Regions from separate parts of the Homo sapiens genome. Here region 2 is linked to region 1. A link is a loop called in an ENCODE intact Hi-C map of the cell type or tissue named here. Cell type or tissue: GM12878. All regions are shown on one strand. Each heading gives the region's core, and the rest is flanking DNA. Links, peaks and the distances in the headings are about the cores only. Region 1 overlaps LOC101929727 (a long non-coding RNA gene). Region 2 overlaps LOC101929727 (a long non-coding RNA gene).

Region 1 (9,173 bases), core at 1,785-5,784:
GGATGTGCGAAGAGCCCCTGGATGATGGCGATTGGATTTCCCATCTGACTTCCTGGAAATTGGAGCACACAGTCAGGTTTTATTTGATTTTTTTTTTTAAGGATACCACTTCACAGCCTTTAGGATAGCTATTATTTAGAAGCAAAACAGAAGATAAATGTTGGCAAGGATGTGGAGATATTGGATTCCCTTGTGCAGTGCCGGTGGGAATGTAAAATGATGTAGCTACTATGGAAAATGATACGGCAATTTCTTTAGAAATGAAATATAGAATTGCTGTATGATCTGCAGTTCCACATCTGGATATCTATCCAAAAGAAGTGAAAGTAGGGACTTGAACGAACATTTGTACACCAATGTTCACAGCGGCTTTATTCACAACAGCCAAAAGGTGGAAGCAACCCAGTGTCCATGGATAGATGAATAGATAAATAAAATGTGGTATAAACATACAATGGGCTATTGTTTAGCCTTAAAAGGGAAGGAAATTCTGACATGCTGCAATATGGATGAAGCTTAAAGTCATTATGCAAAGTGGAATAAGCCTATCACAAAAAATAATATTACATAATTCTACTTATATGAGGAATCTAGAGCAGTCAGTTTCACAGAGACAGAAAATAGAATGGTGGTTGCCAAGGGCTGGGAGAAGAGGGCAATGGAGAGTGAGTGTTTAGTGGGTCAGAGTTTTAGTTTGGGAAGGTAAAAAGTTCTGGAGATGGATGATGGTTATGGGTGCTCAACAGTGTGAATGTACTTAATGCCACAGAACTGCACATTTAAATGTGGTTAAAATCATCACTTTTATGTTATGTATATTTACCACAATAAATAAAGAAGTTGATATTTCTTATACTTACAAAGAGGAGAAGGGCATTTGCAAATCAACAAGAAGTGTGAGGCCCCTCTCTCTAGCAGAAAAATAGACTAAATCTATTTCTTTATCTTTTAACATCCTGTTTAAGGGAAATGCCAAAACAAATGGGAAAAAATACACACACACAAATATATATGAACATGTTTTGCCTCATGAGTAATCAAAATGTGTACATATGTATGTTTATGTATGTGTGTTTATATTTAAAATCGTGTTCTGCCTTATGAGTAAACAAAAAGTATACAAATTAAAAACTATAATGAAACGTAATTTTTTAACCTATCAATTTGGCATTTTTTTTTGAATGACTAAATTCTAATCAGGGATTAAAATGACTGGTACAAGTGAAAACTTTCACATCCTGTTCGCATAGTAAGTGGCAATATGTATCAAGTGTTTTTTAAAGCATGTTTTCTAACTCAATAAATTTCATCTAGGAGTCTGGCTTAAAGAAATAATCCAGGATGCAGACGATGGTTTATTTGCAATATGTTTATTTAAGCATTAGTTATGATAGTGGAAAACTGGAAATAACCTAAATCAACACTAACAGGAAATGGCTGAATAAATTCTAATAGATCAAAACAGTGGAATTTAATGCAGTCATTTTAAAATGTGGGTTTAAAGCAAATTTTTCTATCTGGGATATTTTTTGTGATATAATGTTAAGAGAAAACCCACAATATGTAATGCTAAGTCAAGAATACAGGATGCTTGTCATTTCTAAAAAACATCAAGTGAGTATAACATGCATTTATGTGTGTACATATATTAAGACCAAAAGAAATATTCAATGTCTTCAAGGTGGTGGGATTTTAAAAAATTTTCATTTCTTTCTTTATATTTTTTCTGTATTTTCACAATGAGCAGTCAGGCAGCCAATTGGCCTTGTGTTGAGGTGCTCCAGAGGGCAGAACCAAGACTAGCAGCAGTAGGAAAGTGATTGAAGCTAATATCAGTAAGAAATTTCCAATAAGCAGAGCTTTTCAATGTGGAGCAGACCTCTGGGAGTTTCTTTCTGCCAGCCCAAAATGTTTCCAGCAGAGGCTGGGTGACCACCATCCACAGTGATCCACAGTGGGGAGAGGTCACAAGAACAGTGCATCCCAACCCTGGCTGGGCCACAGCATCACCCGAGGGAGGATAGAATGCAGATTCCTGGGCCATGAACCCTATCTACCTGGATTGAAACTCCAGGGCTGGGGTCTAGGGATATGTATTTGCCTTAAACTTCCCCAAGGAATTCTAAAGCAGCGAGACAAAGTTTCTACACCTGAGAATCCCTAGATTAGAGACTTTCAAGGCAGCTTCCAACTTGGAGATTCAAAGCAATTTTGCAATTCAAAGGTCTAGAGACTATTTGAGTATCTATCTTAAAAAAACGAAGACAACAGTATAGATGCAAAGGGAGGCACGGCTGGGGTTGAAGGATGGAATCATTTGAAGATCAATACTTTTTCATTCATTTATTTATTCAACCACCAATGACCAAGAGCCTGTGCTGTACCAAGTTCTTCATGTAAAGCACTTGGGATATGTTAGGGATCAAAACCGTTTCCTGCCCTCATAATGGTCACATTTAGGTCAGGTTAACATAAAACGTAGATTCTTGGGCCCAGGAATGACTGAATTAGAATCCCTGGAGAGGGACCCAAGAATCCATATTCTATAAATGTTCCCAAGGTGCTGCCTGTATACACTAATGCAATGTTGTTTTTCAAAATATGGGCTTTGACTCATAAGTGGTTTGTTATAGTAATTTAGTGAGTCAAGAAGCTTTTTTAAAAAATTAAAATAACAGAAAAAAGAACAGGAAAAGGAAAGGAAAATTAGAATGCTGACACATGGAAACAGTAACTTGTTTCATAAAGCTTCTGTTTCTGTGCCCTGGGCCACAATGTAAACTGGGTTTCAGATGGAAAACCATTGCTAGAAAATATGATATATAAAATACATCACTGCTCTAGTCCTCTCTAACCCCTGCACGCAACAGTTCTGTTTTAGTCCAAATCTGGAGGTGAGATGCTGGGGCACACTGACCACCTTGAGGAGGGACAGGCTGTTCTGGGAATTTGACTCACTGGGAATATCCCTGCTATAATGCCACTTCCTTTTTCTTTTGGATTGAGCCTAGGGCTGCACTCTTGCACAGATGGTAAAGTCTCCAGCACATGTTGCATCATTTTCTCTGGTAGACATGACAGAGCACTGCACACTATCTGTCCTGGCCTTCGTGGCAGAGTTAGAGCCGCATACAGAAACGAACTCCTGGGACCCATTGCTTCCATTTGCTAGGCTGCTTTTTAGGGGAACAAGAGAGCAGGTCTTATACAACCAATTTTCCAGGCCAAGTCCTGGGTATTTGATTTGGGCCCTTCATATCAGGTCAAAACCATATGCAACCCATACTTGGCAACCAAGATGAAAGATACCAATTGTTTTAAATAAAAATGAAACCGGACGGGGTGAACAAACCCACATAAGACAAGCTGAAAAGTCCTCCCAGGCTCTCTGAGAACCCAAGAGCCTGCTGTGCTGAGCAGACCAGGGATGTTCCTGTGGTTTACTTGTTTGCTGTCACGGAAGTTTTGCTGTCACTAAGAAGAAAAATCCAAAGGCTAATTCAGCATAAATGGTCCCCTTGGCTGCACTGAGGGCAGTCACAGGTGAGTCATAAACAGTGTTGAAAAGTAGAGATCCACCCTAGAGGCCTGAGACATGCTGCTTTTATCTCCAGCTCAGAGCAAGAAAAATGTCTCAGAAGGAACTGAAAATGGAATTACTCAAACTGAAAACTGCTGTCCTCACCAGGAGGATTCCTTTCCTGACCCAAGTCTGGGAAGTGCCACTGGTAAACCCCCAGAAATGAATTTGCTCATCAGTGAAGGACAGAGCTAGATATTCTCAGATGTACCCAGTGACATTTTCGCAGCATTAGAAGCCAAGCCTCCTTCACCTCAAACCAAATCACTGAAATGCTTGATTCTGTGCAGCTGTGGTAGAAATGCCCTGTATCAAAGGCAGGCTCCAGTACCACAAGCCAAAGATAAATAACAGAGGAAATGATCAAGACCATGACCTCTTGATGACCCCCTGGAGCTAAATCTTTGCTAGACCTCAGAATATCAAACAGGCCACCAGCCCGCCAAGAGCAGTTCATGAACAGTGTGGAAGCCACCTCAGCCTGCGAGAGCCTGGCTCTCTAGAAACTTGAGACATCCCAAAGGAATTTCTTGTTTTATCCTCCCAAACAGGGGTTTGTTAATTCTTTCTTCAAGTGAAGAAACCCTTTCCAAATAAACGTACCCAGAAAAGGTATTTTCCATTTACTTGGAAGTTGGGGTTGTATGTATCTCTTGTCCGGTGGTGAACTATTAGTATTTTGAAAAGTGTGTTCTCCCACCAACTAGCAAAAAAAATGAAACAGAAATACAAGGGCCTTCTCCTACTGGAGATTTTGATTATAGATTCAAACAGGCAAACATTATGGAGTGTTTACTATTGGACAAGTATTGAGCTAAGTTCTCAGAGGATCCTGAGTGGAACCAGACTCAAGTTGCTCACAGAGGGAAACAGTGGGCAGCTGAAACTTAGGTTTCTTTCTCAAATCAGTGTCATAGCACCTGAAGGAAACTCTGGGCCACCACTTCGAGTTTAGGAACCCCTGAGGCACAAGACAGCAACTGAGGCTGAAGGGACCCAGTATCTAACAAGCAAGACTTGTCCCCTAAATTGCCTTTGGAGTGCCTGGCCTGAAGACTGAGGCAAGCCAGCTAAATCCTCAGAATAAAAGATGTGGAGAGCAGCCAGGAGACACCACCTGATGCTCAAGGAGAAGGAGATCTTGACTGCACTTGACCGCACTAGGAGTGCAAATAGGTCTAATTTGCGTCTCTTAGCTGCAAGACTCACCGTGGAGTACAAAGGTCGATCAACGGAGATTATAGGTAGAAATAAGTGTCATTGTTTCGTTTACTCCTCTCTCCTCTTGTCAAAGAGGGCCTCAAAGTTTAGAAGACTCATGTTCCCGGCTGGCTTAAAGAAATGACTCTTCTTCTCAGGGCTTTGTCAGAAATATGAAGGGTTTGGTTAGACAAGTGGATTTCAAACTGCACTATAAGCTGGGCGTGGTCACGCACGCCTGGAGTCCCAGCTACTCGGGAGGCTGAGAGAGGAGAACCACTTGAACCCAGGAGGCGGAGGTTATAATGAGACAAGATCTTGCCACTGCACTCCAGCCTGGGCAACAGAGCGAGACTCTGTCTCAAAAAATAATAATAATGATAAAACAAAATAACAAACTGTGCTATAGTCATAGAAGTTATATTCAAATAAAACCTTCTATTGTTGTGTACATAAATCAAGTCCAAAGAAGAGCAGCACTACAAGTTAAAGAAGGAACACATTGTATTCCTCTAAGGCCCCCTCAAAGCAGTGTAAGCCATGGATAAAGGAGACTTCTCAGGCCCCTGTTGCCCAATTCTGAAACCCTTTTTTAAAATGCCCCTCAGACATCCATGACTTCTGTCTTTGGCCTGTTGTGGGGCAGTCACCCAAATAATGGATCAAGACCTTGTAAACCCAGAGCCTCCTGTTTCAGCAGGAGTCAGTTAGGCCAGGCCCTAGTTTGATGATGGGTAAGAATGACGGCTCAGACCTGCCTAATATAGCTGTCACTTTGGTTTTTCTGCCAAAGCATCAAGCAAGCAGTGAAAAAACATGAAATTAGGGAGGGAGGACTAATAAAATAGTTTCATGCATAGGACCTCAGCTTAGTATACTAGCCCTATTTACATATAGACAACCTATTCTCAGGAATCTCATTGTAAATACTCCTTGATTCAGAGAAGTATCAGTTCATATCCACTCCCTGTGAATGCCAAACCAGGGCCCTGTGTATGAAAATATTTTATTCAATCTCATGGTTGTCAAATATGTTTAAAAGTGGCCAAAGAAGTCTGAAAGATTTGATGCACCTGCATTTTGCATTATATTGCTTTCTCCCCAAAGAGGATATGTCTCTTTGAGTTTCACTGATCTTTATTATAGATTCCAGCAATTTTCTGACTCTAGTGAACATTTGTTGATTGTCCCCCTAACATCAGGGCTTAACAGCCTTTCTTTCCAGAGGTTTTATTTGAGTAGGCTTCCTTTCACTACCCTCAGTCCGTGTGGCCTGGGGTGGGGCAAGCCACCATGTGCTGGAGTGGTCAGAACCCCTAAGCCTGAGTTAGTCAGTGCTTCATGTTGTATTGGCCACACCAACTGGTTCAGAGGTAAAATAAACTTGAAATAAATTCATTCTGTCAGACTGGGACTCAGAACATTGCAAGAGTTTCCCACTGGACTTGAAGCAAAAGATCTGAGCCAAAGCTGCTGGTAGCCATGCCACTCTGTGGGGCAAGTCTAGAGCTGCCAGGGTCCCCATAGGAAGGTCAAGAATAAAGTTAACACAGAGGATGGGAGAGCCAAGAGATGGAGATAAACTGAGACCTGATGGCATCATTTGAGCTCTGAATTCAGCCCTGGCCTGTCTGCCTGTAGGAATCAATAAGTTCTTCTTTCGCTTAAGCCATCCTGATTCATTTTTGAAACTGTCATTCTAGTGAGAGAGATATACAGCATGCAGGGGCCATGGAATCAACCCCCCCACAGCCACCTCCCACATGGTCCTATTGCATGGTTTGGCCATGTCTAATCATTGGGAATTGTCTGTTCATTTGTTTTTCACCAATCTGGCATGGTAGCACATCTTTGAAGGTGAGGAGGGCATCGGGAAATATATGGAGAGCTTTCAAGTTTTTTCAATGACTGGGAAGTGGGGAACACAAGTGACATTTAATGGACACAGGCCAGGGATGCTAAATGGTCTTGAGAGGTATGGGACTATCCTGCCTAACACAAGATAGTCCACCCAAAATGCCAATAGCGCCACCATTGAGAAGCCTTCAGAGGGTGAGCTTGCATATTGAAATAACGCAACCCTGAACTATGGTAGGTCTGAAAAGAGATCCAATTAGTGATTATTTAATAGAAGAATCCATATGCAGTTCAAAATCTTTGAAAAGCGTAAAATAAAACCAAGTGTTGTCTCGAATACCTTCTTTGAGCACTGCCAAAATTCACAGAACCTTTCTGTTTATGAAAAAATCTTACACCAACGTTTCTCCCCTATAAGGCTGTAGAATTTAATTTTCTTACCAAGATATTTAAAATCAAAATTTCTCTGGGAACAGCACAGCCATGGCAGGCTCTCTTCCCTTCTGTGGCCTCTGAGACCTTTAAGAAGACACTGAATCACATGACTTCTCAACTTCCACATCCAAATTCTCTATTCCTCACTTCTTCCTCCTTTCTGAGCCTTTCTGCCATTGGCCATCTTTTTAAAAATGCACCCTAACTCAAAATGGGAAGGTCTGACTTTATTGTTCAGATGTGCTCAATTTGTAGGTTTTGTGTTCTCCTGGTTAGACTTAAAGTATGTATTGGTGGTATTTTCATCCAGGAGTCCAACCACTCCTTGACAGGGGGTAGTTGTTTGTTTTGTTCTGTTTCTAGAGACAGGGTCTCACTCTGTTGCCCAAGCTGGAGCACAGTGGTGTGATTGTAGCTCACTGCGCCTTGAAATCCTGGACTCAAGCAATCCTCTTGCCTCAGCCTCCTGGGTAGCAAGGACTATAGATTTGCGCCACCATACTCAGCTAATTTTTTCCCCTTTGGTGAAGAGGGGGTCTCGCTATGTTGCCCAGGCTGGTCTCAAACTCTGGGATCAAGCAATCCTCCTGACTGAGCCTCCCAAAGTGCTGTGATTGCAGATGTGAGCCACTGTGCCCAGCCTCCTTTTGCTTTATAGCATCTCTTATATATTGCTTCCTGGGTTTGCAGCAATGTGAGCTCAAACATCTGACAAGATGCTAGAGTCTTCACCCTGGGAGATTTGTAATTCACTAAAACTAGAATTTATGGTGTATTAATTTGGGTCCTCTGCAAAACAGACACAAAGACCAAATTAGAAGGAAAATGCCTATGAAAGATAAAGGGTACAGGGAACAGGAGTAGGCAGGGACAGCTTTCAGACAGTGACACAGGTCTGACACCTGCACTGGGAGACAAAGAAGGAGGGAAGGAGGACTGGCTATGAAGACCAAAGACAACGATTCAAATTTGAGATGACCTCAGCCTGGCCACTGCAGATCCCCAGAGCAAAGATTGACTGTTAGAGGAAGAAAATGGCCCAGCTTTTGTGCTCTGATAGCAGCTGACACCAGCAGCCAGCTACCTTTCTCACAGCAGGTTCTCTTAAAGGGAGAATCTGAGTGATGTACATGCTGGCAGCCATGCATGATGACTTTTTTTTTTAAGTAGAAGTTGTTTGGCATTTGTGGTGTGTGTGGGGTGTGTGTGTGTGTGTGTGTGTGTGTGTGTGTGTGTGTGTGTATTTAAAAGAAAAGAGATTGCCTTGGAAGTAGGAGTCTGAACTGTGACATGATAAAAACAATGCAAACCACAATAGAATATTTCTGTTTGCAAGACCAAGTCCCACCCACAACTTCTAGACTGTTGGCTTGGTCAAAAGAGAATAATTCTACACTTTACAAAGCAATGGGATTAGAAATGAAAATCAGCCAAGGCAAAGTATACTGAGACTGCTGGGCATCCAACATCCTGTGTTAGTTGTAAAGGGGGAAAAGCCCTCTGTTTTGGCCAGGAATCAGGGGAGTTATTTTAGGAGCAGCCTCCCCAGTGACCCAGACATTACCATTTGATTTCCAAAGCTCTAAAGAACGTAAGCCTTGAGAGCATTTTTCCACTGCCCTATGTTTCTTTCTCCATAGGGCTTTTTGCACAAATCTGCTGTAAATCCAGCATTCATCTTCTCAGGGGAGCCTGTGGAGAAGTGAATCATTGTTATTAGAGTGGGTGAGCCTGCCTAGAAGTGACTGGCCTGCCCATCCTAAGGACCTCCTGGCTTAGCATCACGTGACTAGCCAGCCTGGTAAAAAAGCACTCAGAATTTACCCATATGCATCAAATTTTACCAGCCCATCTTCTGCCAATAAAGTGCCCTAGATAAAAAAGCCCAGGAAATTACAGTCACTTCTACAATCCTTATGACATTTTCTAGGTGAATTTCTCTAATGTGAGCTGCCTCATGCTGGCTGCTGGGGAGATGAAGGAAAGGAATTCGGAGAAAAGTAAAGCATGGAACTATTCCTAAAGGGATGAATGACTAATTCGCCATTTGGGACACCCATGAGTAAACTCAGACCCTCCTATTACTCAAAAGGGAAAGACA
Region 2 (9,173 bases), core at 3,439-7,438, 130 kb after region 1:
AGCAAAAGCACCACTTGAAGGGAGAGTAATAGCCTCAACTGCATATACTTCCTTTTATTGAATCTATGATAGTATCTATTGTAAGATGTGCCAATAATTTATGTACTACAATGAGAAGAAAATGCTTGCAACTGAATCACGACATGCCATCAGTTGCAAGATGCATCTCAGTTTCAAAGATGTTAAAATGTGTAAAATGTTTGTCTTATAATACATGAAGTATGGTATTCAGAAAGTAGAAAGGCTTAAAATCAATAAAATAAACATATCTCTCAAAAAGTTAAGAAAGGAATATCAGAAAAACCCTAAGAAATATAAAGAAGGGAAAGAGTAAAGATAGGAACAGCAATCAATAAAATATGAAACAAATAGTTCAAGAGACTATCAACAAAACTTAAGATTGGTTCTTTGAAAAGACTAAGAAAATTAATAAAACACTGATAAAGCTGATATTTTAAAAAGAAAAAAGATACCATTATATCATAAATGGAAAAAATAAGGCCTTACTACAAATCTTGCAGACATCGCAAAGATAATCAAGTAATACTATAAATAGTTTTATACCAATAAATTAAACTTTTTGATGTAATAGAAAAATGTCTTGTGAATATATATAACTTACTAAAACTAACACAAGAAAAAATATACCATCCGAATATCTCATAAGCATTAAAGAAATTGAATTGTACTAAAAAAGTCTCACATTCAAAAAACAAACAAAAAAATCTAGACCCAAACAGTCAAGAAAAAACAACAACAAAAAAACTTTAATCTTATGCTCTGTTCTGGGGAAATGAGAGGAAGAGGAGACAATTCTCAATTCATGTGATGAGGCCAGCAAAACAATTCAGTATGAAAAAGGAAAGCAATCTTGAGCAAAATCATTAGTTAACTAAAGCAATACATAGAAAAGATAATAGGTAATGACCGAGTTGGCTTTATCCCAAGAATTCAAGTTTTGTTTAAAATTAGAAAATAAATCAATGTAATTTACTTCATTAGCAGATCAAAGAATCATATGATCATCTCACAGACAAAAGGAAGCATTCAACAAAATTTAATATACATTCATGATAAAATTATATATAATCCTCTTTGCACATTAGGTATAGAGATAACTTCCTTATCATAAGAAAGGATAGCTACAAAAATCTACATCAAAAATGTCTTGCTTAATGGTGAAATGTTAAAATATTTACATTTGAGATCAGAAAAAAGGCAAGGATGCAAGCTTGCTTTCACTTCTATTAATCATTGAACTGGAGGCCCTTATCAGCACAACATGAAGAAAAGAAAAAAAAGAAAAGAAAAGAAATTAGAGCTATAAAGTTTGGAAAGAAACAAAACTGTAATACAATTTTTAATGTAGAAAACCCCTTAGAAACTATATTTAAATTATTAAAATTGATAACAGGGTTTGGCATATTTGTTGGATACAAACTCAATATATAGAAATCAACTGTATTATTATAGTCCTTTGATAAAAATCTAGAAAATAACATTTTTAAATCACATTATTTAGTACAGCATCAAAAATATCAAGTTCCTTGGAATAAATCTAGCAAAAGATATGTGAGACTACTATGAAGAAAACTGGAAATCCTTATTAACAGTCATTAAAGAAGAGAGCTATTCCATGTTCATGGATGGGGAAACTTAGTGTTACAAAAATGTCAATTCACCATTGTTTTAAAAGTCATTGTAATTCCAGTCAAAACTCAATAGGTTGTTGAGGATTTTGACAGGCTGATTCTAAAATTTCTATGGAAGTGCAAAAGGAAAATAAGTATCTTCTTTAAGACAATCTTGAAGAAGAAAATCAAGGTGGGAGAATTATGTATACCAGATACCAAAACTTATTTTAAAGATACAGTAACAGACGTTGTGGTATTGGCTCAAGGGTAGATAAATAAAACCGTAGAACTCAAAAACAGAAACATACATATATGGATTTAGTTTATGAGAAGTGGCACTGCAAATTAATGGGGGAAAGAGGGTTTTTTAATAAATTATAATGGAAAAAGAAAAATGCCAATGAATTCCTAGCTCAAACTGTATGTAAAAGTCAACTCCAGGGGGATTATGGAGCCAAATGTGAAAGACAAAACTATAAAGCTTTTAGAAAAAAATACAGTAGGTCTTCATGATCTTGGGGTAGAGGATAATTTTTTGAACAAGATGCATAAAGTAATATTCATATTGAAAAAGACTGATACATTTGACTGCATTAAAATTAAGAATTTCAGTTTACCATAAGACACCACATTGCAAGTGAAATGACCAAGCTACAGAATTATAGAAATTATCTGAAAAGCATACAATCCCAGAATCGGTAAAGAATATCTAAAAATCAAATTTTAAAAGACAGAAAACCAAATACAAATGGGCAAAAAGTCGTAAACAGACGCTTCACAGTTACTAAGTCCAAATGGTCAATAAACATATGGAAAAGTGCTCAACCTCATTAATAATTAAGGAAATGAAAGTCAAAACCACAGAATACCAATACCACTACCATACACATTCATAAGAATGGCAAAAGATTAAAAGGTCTGCCAAAACCAAGTGTTGCCCAGAATGTGATTAGAGTAAAAACTGATACACTTACTTTGGAGAACAGTTTGATAATATAAACGTGTCCACCTTGGGTCTATGCCCTAGACTACAGAAACTTGCACACATGTACACCAGGATGAGTGTAAAGAATGTTCTACACAGCAGGCTGAAATAACCAAAAAAGAGACAACTGCAGATATAAATTGTGGTACATTACCAACTGGAAAGCTAAAGAGAAATGAAAGCAAATGACAGCCACACACAATAACATGAGTGAATCTTACAAATATATTGATGAAAAAACAACGTATGTAATTTGATCCTATTTACATAAAGAAAATGTTAGAGATGCCAATTTGATAGTCAAATTACATAGAAGATCAAAGAGATGATTGTATTGAATTGTATTGTATTGAATTGAGGATGGTGATTCCCTCCAGGGTCAAGGGAGAAAGCTGTCATCCTGAAGGAAACACAGGAAGCTTCTAAAATGCTGGCAGCATTCTATTTCTTAACCTCAGTGTGAAACATAGGTGTTGGCTTTATAATTATTCACATTATTGTGTATCTGTTTTATATACTTTTCTGTATGTATGTTATATTTTACAATTTTTGAAAAGTTAAAGAAAAGAAAAAAGTTACCAGACCCTATAATCACCAAGATCTCTTCCATTGCTGAATTCCTGGGTTTTGTTTATTTTCTTTTGTGTTTTTTTTTTTTTCATTTATTCTCTAAGCCAGAAAAGTGTCACCATGTTAAAAAGGGAATATATGAAAGAAGGGACTTTAGGTCATTCATCAGATAGATGATCTGGCTTTTCAGAGCCAACAGGTAAAGATATCTGCCTACCCACTGCAACCTAAAGGATACTACTGCAATTTCAGATCCTCAAGAAAAGCTGAAAATTCCTGAGCACCACCTGCATCCCAGAATGCCCCCTTAGCTCTGCAGGGAGAAAGAGATGGTAATTCAGTCTTTAGGGACAAAATATGCATGGGTTCTTTCTGGGAGATCTATAGGCCAGAGGCAGACCCTGGCCCAAATCAGACCCTAATGTCAACTCACATTAGAGAAAGAAATTGTAACCTCTTCTTAGTAACAGGTTTTCTTGCCAAAGCTCTACAGAGAGACCTTTCAGGTATAAACCAACTGGTCAAAGCAGGATGCCTGAAATCTCCAGCTCCTATTGGGGCAGGCAGATGTTATCTTTTTAACAGAAAATTTAGCACAATGCAAACTGAGTGTATGCTAAAAGCTTAGGCCCTGATTGTAGTCCTCCCATTCCTCAGAAAGTAGAATGCTATAGTGACTCGGATTAATCGAGTCAATCAATAAATAATTATTGAGCAAATGATGCGAGTTGGCCATCTCTACTAAAAATTGAGGTAATAACACTAAAAAGGCACATGTTCTACCTTGGAAGATACTTGAGAAGATAGTCATCCACAAATAAGCCCTTAACATACAATGAGAATAATCACTTCTACAGATTTCTGTGTTAAGTGCAGGGGCAGCACTAAAGAAGCAATTAAGGCTGGGCACAGAAGCTCATGCCTGTAACGCCAGTAGTTTAGGAGGCTGAGGTAGGCGAATCACTTGAGGCCAGGAGTTTGAGACCAGCCTGGCCAACATGGCAAAACTCTATCTCTACTAAAAATACAAAAATTAGCCAGGCATGGTGGTGCATGCCTGTAATTCCAGCTACTGGGGTGGCTGAGACACGAGAATCGCTTGAACTGGGAGGCGGAGATTGCAGTGAGCTGAGATCATGCCACTGCACTCCAGCCTGGGTGACAAAGCAAGACTCTGTCTCACAAAACAAACAAACAAACGAACAAACAAAAGAAGCAATTAAGTCAAAGAAGTCTTCATGAAAGATGTAACATATGTTCAATGATCCAAGAGTGTTTGAGGATAATATTTGGGTCAGTTGACTGGATAGAAAATCATAAACTTTTAAAGCCCTAAATCTAATACCTTTGAATTCTCTGACAGATGCTATTAAGATTCCTATGTCCTCTCTGATGACGTCTATGCAACAGCAAAATACCCCACTAAATGATTCTCCATGGTAATGATTGCTATTCCTGTTGCTATTAATTTTACTGAATTCACAAGCCAATAAGTTTGACATGTAGATTTAAAGTGGGCATACATCTCCTCCAATTGTTAGGTTTTAAAGCCTGCACTTACAGGGGAAAATTTCATATAGTCAAAAATACCCTTCACAAAGCCCCCTATTTTATCCACACATGACAGCATACATTATCCTGTGTATATACAGCCCTATACAATAATTTTTAGGCATGTTTAAGTGTAAGGACCACTGAGCTAGACTAACAAAAGACAAACAGGGCAGTCTCCATGAAGATGTCTGGGCATGCAAATAATTCTGGTTTTGATGTAATTATCAGACTCCTAGCACTGAAGGAGAGATGGTTGGAGAATTCTATAGTACTTCCAGCTTATCTGCATAGTTTATTCCATTCTGTTGTAAACTTACCTTCTCTAACTTTCTTTAACCTTACTATCTCAGCATGTAATAACATATGTATGTTCCTGCTATGTGTTTTCTTCTTTATGAGTCCATGGTTCACAAGATAAATGAGTCATCTAGGTAATTTTTTTCCTATCACTTCCATTGGATGATGGTAGCTTGATGCTGTTGAACTCTATTTCTGGAAAGACACGCCTATCCCCTGAAAGGAAAAGGTTTAAGTAGAGGGGGATTTTCCAGGACAACACTTAAATTTCATGTTTGCTCGACTCAGAAATATATCAGCTTAGAGACTGAAAGATCTTAGAAATCACCTTGCTTAACACTTAGCCAGCAGAGAGTGGAGGGAGTGACATATGAAAGTGAAGCTGACAAGGAGTAGATCTGTGTTCCAGTTTCACCTCTGCTATTGAGAAAACCACATTATCTCCTTGTGGTCCAAGTTCATCTACTTGTGAATGGAGGCTTTACTACATTTTTAAAATATGACCCCATCTAACTTGGGCTTGAATAACCTTGTCCAATCATTTAATCTTTCCATACCTCAATTTTCTCATCTGTAAAATGAGAATAATAATAGTTTCTACCTTAAAGGATGTTATAAAGATGAAATGTCATAAAGGATTAAATGCGTAATTATATGCATATATTTATACACAGTATATGTATATATGTGTGTGTGTATATGCATACACACACATACATACACACATACACACACATATAGAGAGAACAGTATGCACTCAGTAAAATTTGCTGCCATATAAGAATATTATTGTTACTGTTATTAGGCTGTGATTCTTTCTTCCTGCCATATGAAATCCCAGAAGTCCAGCCCAAGAAAGCGTATCACAAGTTACACAATGATTACCAGTTAATTCCACATTTTGTGAACTTCTACTGATCATGAATATCTAAACTAAGCCAGGCACCTACCCCCACCCACCCCCCACACACTACAATACACCAGTTTCCAACATGGCAAGTGGCCCACAGCTGAACCATTTACACAGCCACATCTCAAAGGCAGATGGGTAATCCAATGATGATGTATAAGCACCTTTCCCCACCACAATTTATTTTATTCTAATTATATAAAAGTGCTCTGGGAAGCAACCTAATCAAGAACAATTTAAATTTTGCAAATGAACAAAGAGTTTCCAGTGTAAATTCCCAGATCTCATTATAACAAACATGGATGAGATACAGCTACAGCCTGGCCTACACAAATGCCCTCAAAATATTCTCAACAGGGAGTAGGACTAGATGGCTTCCAATGATTCTTCTAACCCTAGAATACTAGTATTCCATTGGCTAATATTACATTCAAAATGTAGGAAGTCAAATGGAAAATAATTATCAACAAAGGTGTATTCATGGTGTTTATTTAAAACTATGTAGTAAGGGTCAAGGCTGGAACTTTATATTCCACTAGCCACTTTCTTTGCCCTGCTTTGAGTGCCTTCATCGGGTTAACTTCCTTTTTAACACTGGCTTGGTAGTTTGTTTCCCCAGGTTCTTAACTTTCAACATGCTCTAATAAGTCACTCTCTTGCTTCTCCAAACAGGCTTGACCAAAGCTGTGCCCCCTCCTCCTATAGAAATTATGTTGTAGTATGGTTTTTCAGAATCCCCAGCCTTTTTAGGTTGCAATTACCAGCAACCCTGTACCTCCTCGGTTTTTATTTCAGCCTCCATATAAAAAAAAAAAAGAAAGGAAAAAAGCAGATGATTGTTTAATCCTTCCAATTAACATTTTATAAAAGCAATCACTTCATGTCTGCAGTCTGAGTGGGGCTAGGTGGGAATTAAAGGGCCACAGTACATCATAAAGTGGCTAAAAAGAAACACTTTGAGCCAATTCACTGGGGACAGTCCCTGCAAAACCAGAATGTCTACTCACTTTGACCTACAGCAAAAAGTGTCAAATAACTAGGACAAGTGCTAGTGCAAACCACTGGTCTAGTCGTTAAACCTTAGCACAGCCACTGGGTAAATGGGGCCACACTCAGACCCACCAATTAAAGAAGCAATCTGGCGGAAAAAGAAACATTGAGTTTTTTTCTTTTCAAGTTTTTTTTTTTTTTTTTTTCTCCCTCAGAAAGACCTGAAGACATAAGTGATGAGAGGAATAGCACTCTGGCCAATATTTTGGAGTTTTCTACTTAGGAAATCAACATAATCTTTTCTACCTAAGTAAGGTGAAACCACTTTGTTATATCAGGAACTGCTGCTGCTGGGAGCTAGGCTCATGGCAGCCTAGTGAACGAGGCCCTGTTTTCTGTTAATGTGTTTATGGTTTACACAGAGAAAATGATAGCATTTTAAGAGGCAAAAGAAAATCCTTGGTCAGCAACCAGGCAGCCTTCTAGCCTTCTAGCCTTCTATCAGAAGTTGTGCTAAAGGGCAGTTGACAACTTGAGGCTCACTGTTCTGGGTAGATGAGATTTTCAGGCAGGTGGATCAAGGCAGTGATGGAGAATAACAATAAAAGAGCTAACATTTCTGCTGTGGCAGCTCTGAGGTAGTTCCTGTGTGAAGCCCTTTATACGTATTAGCATACTTAATAGTTTCAGTAACCCTAGGGACAGTTTCTATTAATATCTCCATCTTTCAAATAGAGAAACTGAGGCACAGAGTTATAAGAAAATTATAGGTCACAGAACTAGAAAACCATCATATCTCATCAATAACACACCCACCATACATTCCTCTCCTGCAGCATCTCTGGCTGAACTTCATTTATCTTCTTTCAGAGCAACTGCAGCAAGATGGCCTTGCTTATAAGGTACAAAAGTCAAGACCCGGTAACACCTCCTACATTTATTTGAATAAAGGCATATCATTTTCAAAAATTAACGTATCCTATTGGGCCCCACAACACCTTATGGGGTAGAAAAGGCAAGACTATTTATTTTGTTTCCAAATTCTCTTTGAAATTGTATCCAGTGACTAAGCATTCTCTGTGATTAAACTTTTAGAAGTTTCTTTCAAAACAATAATTGTCAAGATAGAGTAAGTCGACAACTTTACCCATTTGTGGCAGGAAAACAGACAGGTTGTCTTGTTTGGAGCAGTGTCTGAATGTGGGGTGAGAGAGGGAAAGTGCATTATGAAACCATAGGGATGGTAGCCAGCACACCCCAAGTAGCTCAGAGACTCATGAGCACAGGCAATGATTCTGTGTATTTTCTCTGCCTTGTTTCTACAGGCTTTTGAAAATTAGGCCCAAATAAAGTAAGCACTTCTGAAAGATAGAGCCATTTGGGAAGTTGACATTTTCCCTAAATTCCCTATTTTCTATTTTTACTCCCATTTCTGAGTCGTGGTATAAAATTGCAGGCTCTGCAGAGATCTCGAGCAGTGATCAAGTCCCGGCTTCTATACTTACTAATAGCAGGACCTACAGCAAGGTACCTCATCAGTCTGGGTCTCAGTATTTTCATCTGAAAAATGGAGATTTTGGCTGAGAAAATCAAAATAATGTAGATTGTGCTGAGCGTAGTTTTTGGTACTTACTAATCATTGAAGAACACAATCCTCATCTCTACCCCCTGATTAATGTTTGCTATAAGTGAGGATGTGAATAAGGCATAACTAGTAATGTACAATATTTCAGACTTTCAAAAAACCGTGATAAGATTTCATACCTGTGGCCACATTGGGTCACATAGCATCAGAGAACTGACTATCTCAAGGCTTTGAAATGTATTTTAAAACAGGACACAACAGATTGGGATAATCATATACTTCACTGTGTCAAAAATTGCTCACTTTGGGGTTCCCCAGAGATTTGTTCTTTGAATAATCTTGTTTAACATTTGAATAGATGACTTAAAAAATCAAATCCTAAAATGCCTGCCAATAACACAAAGAGCTTCTGGGCAGTAAAATACCTATCAAAATGATAAAGTTAAACATCAGGCTAAATGTTTCAGACTTGCAAGAGACCCACTTAAAAGCTTAGTTGAAATCAAGCAAACCTGAGTTTGAATCCTGTCACTTGTTAGATGCATGAAGTGGCGCCAATTATTTAACCATGCCATCCCTCTGTTTCTTCACTTATAAATTGGGAATGCTAAGAGTGCCTGCTTCATAGGTTGCAAGATTACGTGAGAT

The links. A loop is a pair of places that touch in the nucleus more often than their neighbours do. Peaks named below come from ENCODE experiments on the same cell type or tissue, not always from the same donor. Only the 100,000 strongest peaks of a DNase experiment are listed, where the experiment ranks them.
Region 2: it touches region 1 in a loop (5-fold over the local background); 1 of 110 quality-filtered maps calls a loop at or near these places.

What each region holds. Positions count from the first base shown.
Region 1 is chr10:88,265,836-88,275,008 of GRCh38, reverse strand. All of the region lies in intron 1 of LOC101929727 (a long non-coding RNA gene), which reads right to left. It also overlaps a transcript of RNLS not described here. Among named protein-coding and RNA genes, the nearest start is that of RNLS, 310 kb to the left of the region's middle. RefSeq lists an enhancer at 3,359-3,408. In GM12878, for the core only: no CTCF peak of the experiment used is centred there; a DNase peak (open chromatin) is centred at 3,618; H3K4me3 peaks cover 441 bases; H3K27ac peaks cover 2,978 bases.
Region 2 is chr10:88,134,738-88,143,910 of GRCh38, reverse strand. All of the region lies in intron 1 of LOC101929727 (a long non-coding RNA gene), which reads right to left. Among named protein-coding and RNA genes, the nearest start is that of PTEN, 280 kb to the right of the region's middle. In GM12878, for the core only: no CTCF peak of the experiment used is centred there; a DNase peak (open chromatin) is centred at 5,410; H3K27ac peaks cover 617 bases.